Regions from separate parts of the Homo sapiens genome. Here region 2 is linked to region 1. Evidence: chromatin loops called from intact Hi-C (ENCODE). Cell type or tissue: heart right ventricle. All regions are shown on one strand. Links, peaks and the distances in the headings refer to the core of each region. The heading gives the core; the rest is flanking DNA. Region 1 overlaps SYN2 (synapsin II). Region 2 has its middle 22 kb from the start of PPARG.

Region 1 (4,396 bases), core at 133-4,132:
CCTTAGTCCTGTCCCCCCAACATTGTTTTTCCCTAGCAATTTATGTAGGCCCCTACCTGCCTCTTTCCCTTGTACTATCCTAACTGTTGCTCACTGTGCCCTAGCCACACTGGTAAGGGCCTTTGTATTAGGCTGTGCTCTCTCTCTGAAATGCTCTTTCTTCTTAGTTTTGCATTTTTTTTGAGACAGAGTCTTGCTCTGTCACCAGGCTGGAGTGTGGTGGTGCATCTCAGCTCACTGCCACCACCGCCTCCCGGGTTCAAGCGATTCCCCTGCCTCAGCTTCCCGAATAGCTGGGATTACAGGCACGCGCCACCACGCCCGGCTAATTTTTTGTATTTTAGTAGAGACGGGATTTCACCATGTTGGCCAAGATGGTCTCGATCTCCTGACCTCATGATCCGCCCACCTTGGCCTCCCAAAATGTTGGGATTACAGGCATGAGCCACCGCGCCCAGCCATAACTGACTTTTCCTTAACAGTATAACTGATACTTCCTCAACTATCCAATCCAAAGCTGCCACCTACTCACTGGCTACCACCTCTCCCTTCTTTAATTTTCTGCATAGCACTCACTATCAGTTGAGATTATTCTTGTCTATTTAATTGTCTGTTCTACTAAAATGTAAGGTTCTCAAGAGTACAGACTTGTTTATGGCTATATCTCTAGGGCCACTGTATCTAGCACCTAGTAGCCATTTAAATACATCAAGGGTGTACCAAGGGGAGACAGGTGAGAGTGGTTTGCCCAGGTGCAATCAGTTGGCTATAGAAAATTTTTAAAATAGCAAAACTAAGTTGGCCTGCTTTTTATTATCAACATATGATAGCAATTCTATACAAATGACATTGATAAAATACTCTTCCCACCAAGCAAACCACTCCTGCCCCACTCCCTTTGATGTGCCATTGTAATACATATTTGTTGAGTGAGTTCACCATTTGGAAGAGGCATCTTTAATAGCCCTATCAGCCTATTGGATTGATGTCAGGATCCTTTGGATGATCTTGGCAGTGTGCAAGTGGAAAGGATGTGAACCGAGGAACATTACCTGCATCCAAGCCAGGACTTTGCATAGCCAGCTCAGCCCTTAGGTGTTGTCACTGACTTGCTCACAGGCATTGTCACCATTCCTCACAGGCACCTCTTGCTGGCCTCTTTCTTCTGTGGCTGTGGAAGCTCAGGCTGAAAGAGCTTCTGGTCTGAGTCATAAGCCCTAGGAGCTGCTCCTGCCCAGAATTCTAGACCAAGACCAGGACAGACCTGTGGCTAGCCACTTGTCTACCCTTCTCTGTTTCTCCTTCTCTATCGTTGTCCTTAGCTCCACCATGAGTGCTTTCATTTATTTGATTCTAGAGGAACACCTAAAATGGGGACAGGGAGCTGGGGCTTGGGGTGAGGATGGTGATTAGAGGGCACACCTTACCTCTAGCCTGGGATGGATTAATTATAGAACGCAAAGAGCAAAGACATGGTGGTGGGCCCAAGCCAGCTGCAGTACACATTTCAAAGGAATAGAGGAAGGGGCATAAGAAGCACTGGCCATGTCACCAAGAGCAGGGAGGTGAGTGGTAAAGCCTGATCTGGTTGATGACAGCTTGGCCTCAGGCCTGGACAGACTGCCAGCTTGCGGGCTGCTGTGAGGGTCAGCAGCAGCAACTGACCCTCTGTACATGGACTCTGAAATGCTTTAGGGAGACTGTTCTCGAGGTGGCAGTGACACCTGGTGGTCACTCATGGCCAAAGCCTCCAGGCTCTATACCTGCAGAGTCTCTTCCCTGTACCACTGCCTTCCCACCACCCCTCCTACACATTCACTGACTTTAGGGGTCTCTTGTCTAGGATCTGAGCTGGGCCTTGCATCCTAGGGCTCTGATGAGGTGTGGGCTGCTCCTCAGACTCCCAGGAAACAGGGAGAGAACTTCAGGGGGACAGAGCTTTCAGGCCATGCCAGTAAAGATGGCATCTGGTCCTCTCCTTCATGTGGCTAATGTTTTTTTCATTTCTCATTATACTGGTTCCACTCTTTTTATTTTCCTGTAAAATTCTCCAGAGCCAGAAGGCTGAATTGCTCATGCAGGAATTTCAGACACTGACGGGCTGAGGTGGGAACTGGTCTCTCTTCAGTGCCCCTCATTTATGCCACAGAGCTGGCTTCCCGTTTGGCTGGTGGGTTAGACCCATGGGGAATGATTCTAAGACTTATTCTTTGGAAGCATTCATATACATTTGGTGTCCAGAATGAAAATGAACCTCTTCTCCTACCCTGAGCTGATCAGAGCACATCTGAAATGTTTCCAGTCTGAGGGTCACAGTATAACAAGGACAAACTCTAACTCCGATCAGAATGTGCTCAGAGGAGAGAAACCAGGAGGTTGAGGCATTTGGCAAATCTATGTTATGAGTAAAAGTTAAAGGAATTGCAGTTGAATAGCAGACATCTCAATGAGTGCATTAATTAATATCTTTAGCTCTCTGATGCCGCCATGGAGTAGAACTGATTCCAAAAGGCAAATCTGTTAGCAGACAGGTTTTGACCCAGTGTAGGGAGTAAACTCTCTAACACTCAGAAACGGCATGCGGCTGCCACATTGTTGCTGATGTTCAAGCAGGAGCAGGATGAGCAGCTTGTAAGGCACATGGTGAAAGGGGAGGGCTGGGGACTGGGGCTGTTGGAGCAGGTAACTTATAAAATCTCCTTCCAAGCCTGACATGCTGAGATCCAGACTGTGTGCAGCCATGGGACCTGGAAAAGGCTGTGATGAGAATTCAGAATTGAAGGACTGAGGCTGAATAACCTCTGGTGTCTGGTGGGACATTCTACCAGTCCTTTTTTGTACTGGTTCTCTGGTATGAAGAGAAACAGAACACATTTCCAGCTAGGTTTTTCCAGCCACAAAGGCTCTGAAACAAGCTTGTCTAACCTGCAGCCCAGGATGGCTTTGAATGCGTCCCAACACAAATTCATAAACTTCCTTAAAACATTATGAGATATTTTGCAATTTTTTTAGCTTATCAGCCATTGTTAGTGTTAGTGTATGTGTGGCCCAAGACAGTTCTTCTCCCAGTGTGGCCCATGAAAGCCAAAAGATTAGCCACCCGTGTTCTAAAATATGAGGTCTCCTGAGTGCAAGAAGACCAAGCCTAAGAAGGGGTTTCTTCACTCTGAGAAGTGGAGTCTAAAGGGCTGTCCAGTTAGGGAGGGGTCTCTGATCCCCGGCATGGGACTAACAGGGCTTCACTTGAGCTCAGAAGAGGTAAATTTAGGACAAATGAAAGGCCTTCCTGCTTCCCACAGCAGGAATGGCTTTAGCAAATTTCTTCCCCAGTGAGTATAAGCTGAGAATGTGAGGAGATTTGGGGCAGGTTCAGATAAAGCCACTAGTGACTAGATCCCTTAACAGACTATTAAGAGAAACTAACTATTCTGGGACTGTCTTAACTTTTCAGGGACATCTTTAATCATTTGAAGCTGACATTCTGACCTTGAGTGACCTGCCCCTCAGTGCCCCCAGAAGACTCAGGGACTGCCCCCATGGGATATTTCTTGGGTTCTAGGTTATGGGAGGGCCCCACTCCAGGAGATGAGCTCTGCAAGCAGAGAAGCAACTCCCCCCAGGAGGGAAGGAGAAGCGGCTCATCCCTGGGCACCTTTTAGAACCTTTTGGAGGAAGGAAGGTGGGCGCTGGTGACTGCAGGGGCAAGCCCAGAAAGATCCCAAGGTGCCTCAAAACATGCGGTCCCCTTTGCACCGACTAAACCTACAACCTCCTGACCACATTCTTTCCCGCTGCCTCATTCTCCCTGGGGTCCTAGACCAGGGAGCGGGGCCTGGGGGAGCTGATCAGAATAGTTCTGTGGCGTGTCCGGCAAGGAGCTTGGCCTGGCCTCTTTCCTGGGGCCAGACCCTGGGACCCTTTCCCAATTTCCTGTCTCAGATATGCTGAGCAAGCACAGGCCTTCCTCCTTGGTTGGGGCAGCTGGTCTCAGGCCAACAGCTCACAAGTGTTGAGTCACTCAATGTCTTTCCTTCCTCAGCTTTCCATCCTGCTGGGACTTCAGGAGCTCCTTTCTCCAGCTTGTCTGCCGAAAGCCACAGGATGGCATTTTAAAGTTACCTTTGACAAAAACCCACAAACCCTCATCCATGGGCTTGGTTTCTGTCACAGGCCAGTGATTTCCTTTCCAATCATCTCAAGAGCTAATATTTACCATTTCTGCAAGGACCTTGCTGGAACTAAGCAATATACAGAAGGCATGGTATAACCCAGACCAGAATTCCCTGCACATGAAACTGCTATGCATCAGGTGACAGGAAACCACACAACAATATCTTCTCCACTGATGCACGAAATTCTAACATTAGACCTCCCTTCCTTTGGATTGATATTTATT
Region 2 (4,396 bases), core at 262-4,261, 91 kb after region 1:
ACAAAAATTAGCTGGGCCTGGTGCTGTGTGCCTGTAATCCCATAATCCCAGCTACTTGGGAGGCTGAGGCAGGAGAATTGCTTGAACCCGGGAGGCGGAGGTTGCAGTGAGCTGAGATCAAGCCATTGCACTCCAGCCTGAGCAACAGAGTGAGACTCCGTCTCAAAAAAAAAAAAAAGAAGAAGAAGGTTCATTGAAGAAAGAAATACAGACCATTTTATTAGACTGGAACTGGCTTCAGCAATTTGGGTTCTTTAAGCATCTGCTAAGGTTACTGCAAAAAGGCCTGAGTGTAGCCAAAGCATCAGATTTTAAAGGAACATACAACGCATCTGTTGAAATTGAAGACGCAAAGGTGAAGATTTATTTTTGGTCTCTTTTCTATCTATGTCTGACAATAGTTTCACATAGTATGCTTTTCAATTTCTTTTTTTTGGTAAACTGTAGAGTATCTGGGGGGAGTCTTTCTGCTATAGAATATAATCCCCAGAAACAAACACAGTGGGGAAAAAATAAAAAGAAAAAAACATAAGCAAAAGATTCCATCTAGAGAGCTCAATTTTAGCTTGTTCTGTCTTCGATCCACTTTCCTCATTGATCTAAGGTCTTCTGCAAAGATAATAAAATTAAATGGCAAAGTCGCATGTGCCATCACATACTCATGCTTCTATTCTCTACTTCCCCATTTAACTCGTGTCTCTCATCTCCCCTGTCAGAATTCTTTCACAGCTTCTGATTATTTTTTAAAAGCCATGTTAACAGTTTGTTCCACATATTAACTACTTTTGCTGGAAAGAAATCTTTAGCCATGATTTAATTCTTCTTTTTTTTTTCACCAAGTGCTCCTTGCCTAATCTGCCTGCAACTCCAGATTTTGCAGCTTTCCACACACATTGCTTCACATTTTTCTCTGAAAAAGATGACTTTTTTAGCATTGCCATTATGTAAATGTTACTCTTCTTACAGAAAATTCTGCTGAAGCTAAATTCCTCCCCACCAAGCACATCAGTTTAGGTAAACAAATCCTTAAATACACCATGTTCTTTCTCTGTTTGGTACAAGTAATCATCTGAAAAAAAAATTAATCAAGTGATTCTCAAAACTCACAAAGTAAATAGCCAGAGTTTAATTCAATACCATCAAGTTTTCAGTTATAGCGCTCGCTCATACTCTGCAATGCCTTCTCTTCCTCTTAAAACTGCTCAGTGGAGTCCAACTCTGGAAAGTAATAGTTACTTCTTAATAATAGTTACTGTCCCACAAATTCTATCATATTCATTCCAAGAATAAAACTTTCACTTTTCTGCATAGGAGTAAGTGGAAAATGGACTTTCATTCCTTTTCCCAATTTAGGATGAATATTTATTCAGTAGCTACGTTGTTTTGGCGCCGTGTCGGGATACAGGTGCAGTTCCTTTCTAGATTTCACATTGTCTGGAATGTTCCATGTGTTGATCCAAAATATACTTTATGTTCCGCAAATGAGAGGAAGAGCTTGGAGGCCTGGATTCTTTTACCACAGTAGTTTTTAAACAATTATTTGAAACAATTCAGTGTTTTGCATATTTTATTTACATTTTCATGACCCATGAGATACTTTTCCCCATATTTGACTTTTACTATTTTGATAACTACTAATGTAATATATAAATCTCTGAAAAATGCAGAAAATAGCAAGAAAAGAAAAATCACCAGTACTCTGTCCCCCAGAGATAAGACCTTTTTAATGATTCAGAGTAATCTGTCTTCGAGTTTTTAGTCAATTTTAACTTTTTTGAAAGTTAGTTTTGCAACCTGCTTTTTAAATAATATTTTGCACGTCCTCCATTTTCAACTGCCTAGGGTGGGCAAACAATTTTGTTAGCTACTGTTTCTCATCAAAAATAGTCCAGGATTTGATTATGTGAACTTGTGGGGATGGGGGACATTCCAGGAACAGAAATATCAGTTGTGGCATAGAGGAGAGAAGAGGATCCAAGAGAGGCAGTCTGACAACCGGTGCACATTGACAGTCCCCCAAATCCATAGCACAGAGCTCAAATTGCTTTGGGTTTGTGCAGATTTTTTAAGTTACATAAATAAATTTCACCCTATTCGTCCTTATAAATCCTTTCCAGTTTTTTTTTTTTTCAGTCTGAATGGTTAATTATTGGCTTGTAAGTGTTCAGAGAAGTATTAGGGTATACAAAATATTCACTGGTATTAGTGTTTTAGATTTCAATAATCAGCAATAATTCTTAAATATTTTCCAAATATCTTTTTGGTTGGAATAAAATCATGGCACGTAAATTTTTTCCCTCAAAATATACTAACTCAATAATAGTGATCAAGGCCTGAGATATTATAAAAGTATTGTTCTTTTACATATGATGCATTTAGGATCCTGAAGCTATTATATTTCAATGCTTACTTAGTCATTTCCAAAGATAAGCATTCACTTTGTCTCAAAATGAAACAAACATGAAGTCTTAATTAAGATTTAAATTGGGTGAGGTATTACAGTTTGTTATTTTTTTTCTAACACACAGGACTCATTTTGGATGAGTTTTTAACTAACATATTTATGACTTCCATTGGGATACAAAATAGTATGTTTTTGTTTTTCTTTGGTTTTGTTTTTAACAATCAATTCCCTGCACTAATGGTCTGGGTGAATTCAACCTGGAAATGTCCTTCATATTTTTCAGTTAAATTGATCAAAATGACATGTTGCTCTTTGCTGTTTGTTTGTTTTTTGGCCACTGCACATTAGCTAATTCTTTAGGAATTTTTTTTCGCAAGGATCTAGTAAAAGAGAGAAGGGAACATTTGTTGTTAAATATAACAGAATAAATTATAATTGTATGTTTGTAGGTAACTTGTAGATATGTACTGCAATTTCCTAATAAATATTACTTCATTTCTCAGGCAATTCACTATAGAAATTATGCACTCTCCCACAATACAAAAAAACTAATGTCACAAAGGTGAATTCTAAGATACATATTGACAATAAAGAGCCGTAAGCACACGGTGGGCAAAAGTCCTAGCAAACTTGAAAAATATTTAACTGAACAATAATGGAGCAATGCCAGATGCTAAAAGTCACCAAAGATAATTTTAATTGTTGTAGATATAATGGTGTTCAATGACAGCTGTTTTGGAACAAAAAGGTTATTTCCTGAAAATTTCAGTAAGTTTTCTCCTAAAATAAACTCTCATTGATTGTTAAAATTACCAATTGTCCTTAATGGCAAATAGACACTAAAGTTGGCTAATAACTTTAAATATGGAGTCATTCCTACATGTTGATTTGTAAACACTATCTGGAGGAAAAATTAAAAAGACATAATGTAGCTGAGGGTTATTTCTCCCTATGGAGATATCACAGGACTCTTATGTAAGAGAAGTCGTTGAAAAAAATATCTAAAGCAAAAACTACTTACGGACCGAATGTTGCAACTTTCCCACTATGCACAGCTTCCTCTCTCCTTTCCCCTCTCTTTTTTTGGAAATGACAAGAATAAGCTTTTTTAAAAACTAAATTTTGTGAAATTATAAATTTAAAAAATTAATTATTTAACAGAAGAGATGTCACATTAGTAAATAAAGGTGTATTTTGTGTGCTGGCCTAGTAGTACTAGAATAAAAACTGCTTTAGATGTTGTGTTTATTTATACATTACAAGCCTATTTTTAAGTTTGTTTGACCCAAGGTTATAATTGTATATGTTACACTTAAGTAAAAGTAATGTGGGGAAACCTAAAGATAAAGAAGGCAGAGTTTCTGTTCTCAAGCCAAGACACATCCTCATTCCATTCATTATTAATTCCTTTTATTTCATTTTTCTCTAATTAAGAAAACTAATATATATTCATTATTTTTAAAATTGGAAAGTTCAGAAAAAGATAAAGAATAAAGAATCACTTGAATATGCACCATCACCCGGAGATAACCACTGTTAAAACATAAACTTATGGCTTTCCTCCATACATGTGCATGTACAAATATATCTTTTTTTTTTTTTTTTTTGAGACGGAGTCTCGCTCTGTTGCCCGGGCTGGAGTGCAGTAGTGTGATCTCAGCTCACTGCAAACTCTGCCTCCCGGGTTCAAGTGATTCTCCTACCTCAGCCTCTCGAGTAGCTGGGACTACAGGCATGCACCACCATGCCCAGCTAATTTTTGTATTTTTAGTAGAGATGGGGTTTCACCATGTTGGCCAGGATGGTCTCAATCTCTTGACCTCATGATCCACCTGCCTCGGCTTTGGCTCACTGCGACTTCTGCCTCCCACGTTCAAGTGATTGTACTGCCTCAGCCTCCCGAGTAGCTGGGATTACAGTCATGAGCCACCATGCCCTGTTAATTTTTTTTGTATTTTTAGTAGAGACGGGGTTTCTCCATGTTGGTCAGGC

Evidence for each region. Peaks named below come from ENCODE experiments on the same cell type or tissue, not always from the same donor. Only the 100,000 strongest peaks of a DNase experiment are listed, where the experiment ranks them.
Region 2: a loop joins it to region 1, with 3 times the contacts of the local background. A loop is called at or near these places in 1 of 110 quality-filtered maps.

What each region holds. Positions count from the first base shown.
Region 1 is chr3:12,174,320-12,178,715 of GRCh38, forward strand. The region is part of intron 10 of SYN2 (synapsin II); the gene reads left to right. Among named protein-coding and RNA genes, the nearest start is that of TIMP4, 18 kb to the left of the region's middle. RefSeq lists a silencer at 1,699-1,778 and an enhancer at 3,832-4,396. In heart right ventricle, for the core only: CTCF peaks have their summits at 1,743 (motif pointing left) and 1,947; DNase peaks (open chromatin) are centred at 1,722 and 3,861; H3K27ac peaks cover 1,319 bases.
Region 2 is chr3:12,264,822-12,269,217 of GRCh38, forward strand. No RefSeq gene overlaps it. Among named protein-coding and RNA genes, the nearest start is that of PPARG, 22 kb to the right of the region's middle. In heart right ventricle, for the core only: no CTCF peak of the experiment used is centred there; no DNase peak of the experiment used is centred there; H3K27ac peaks cover 551 bases.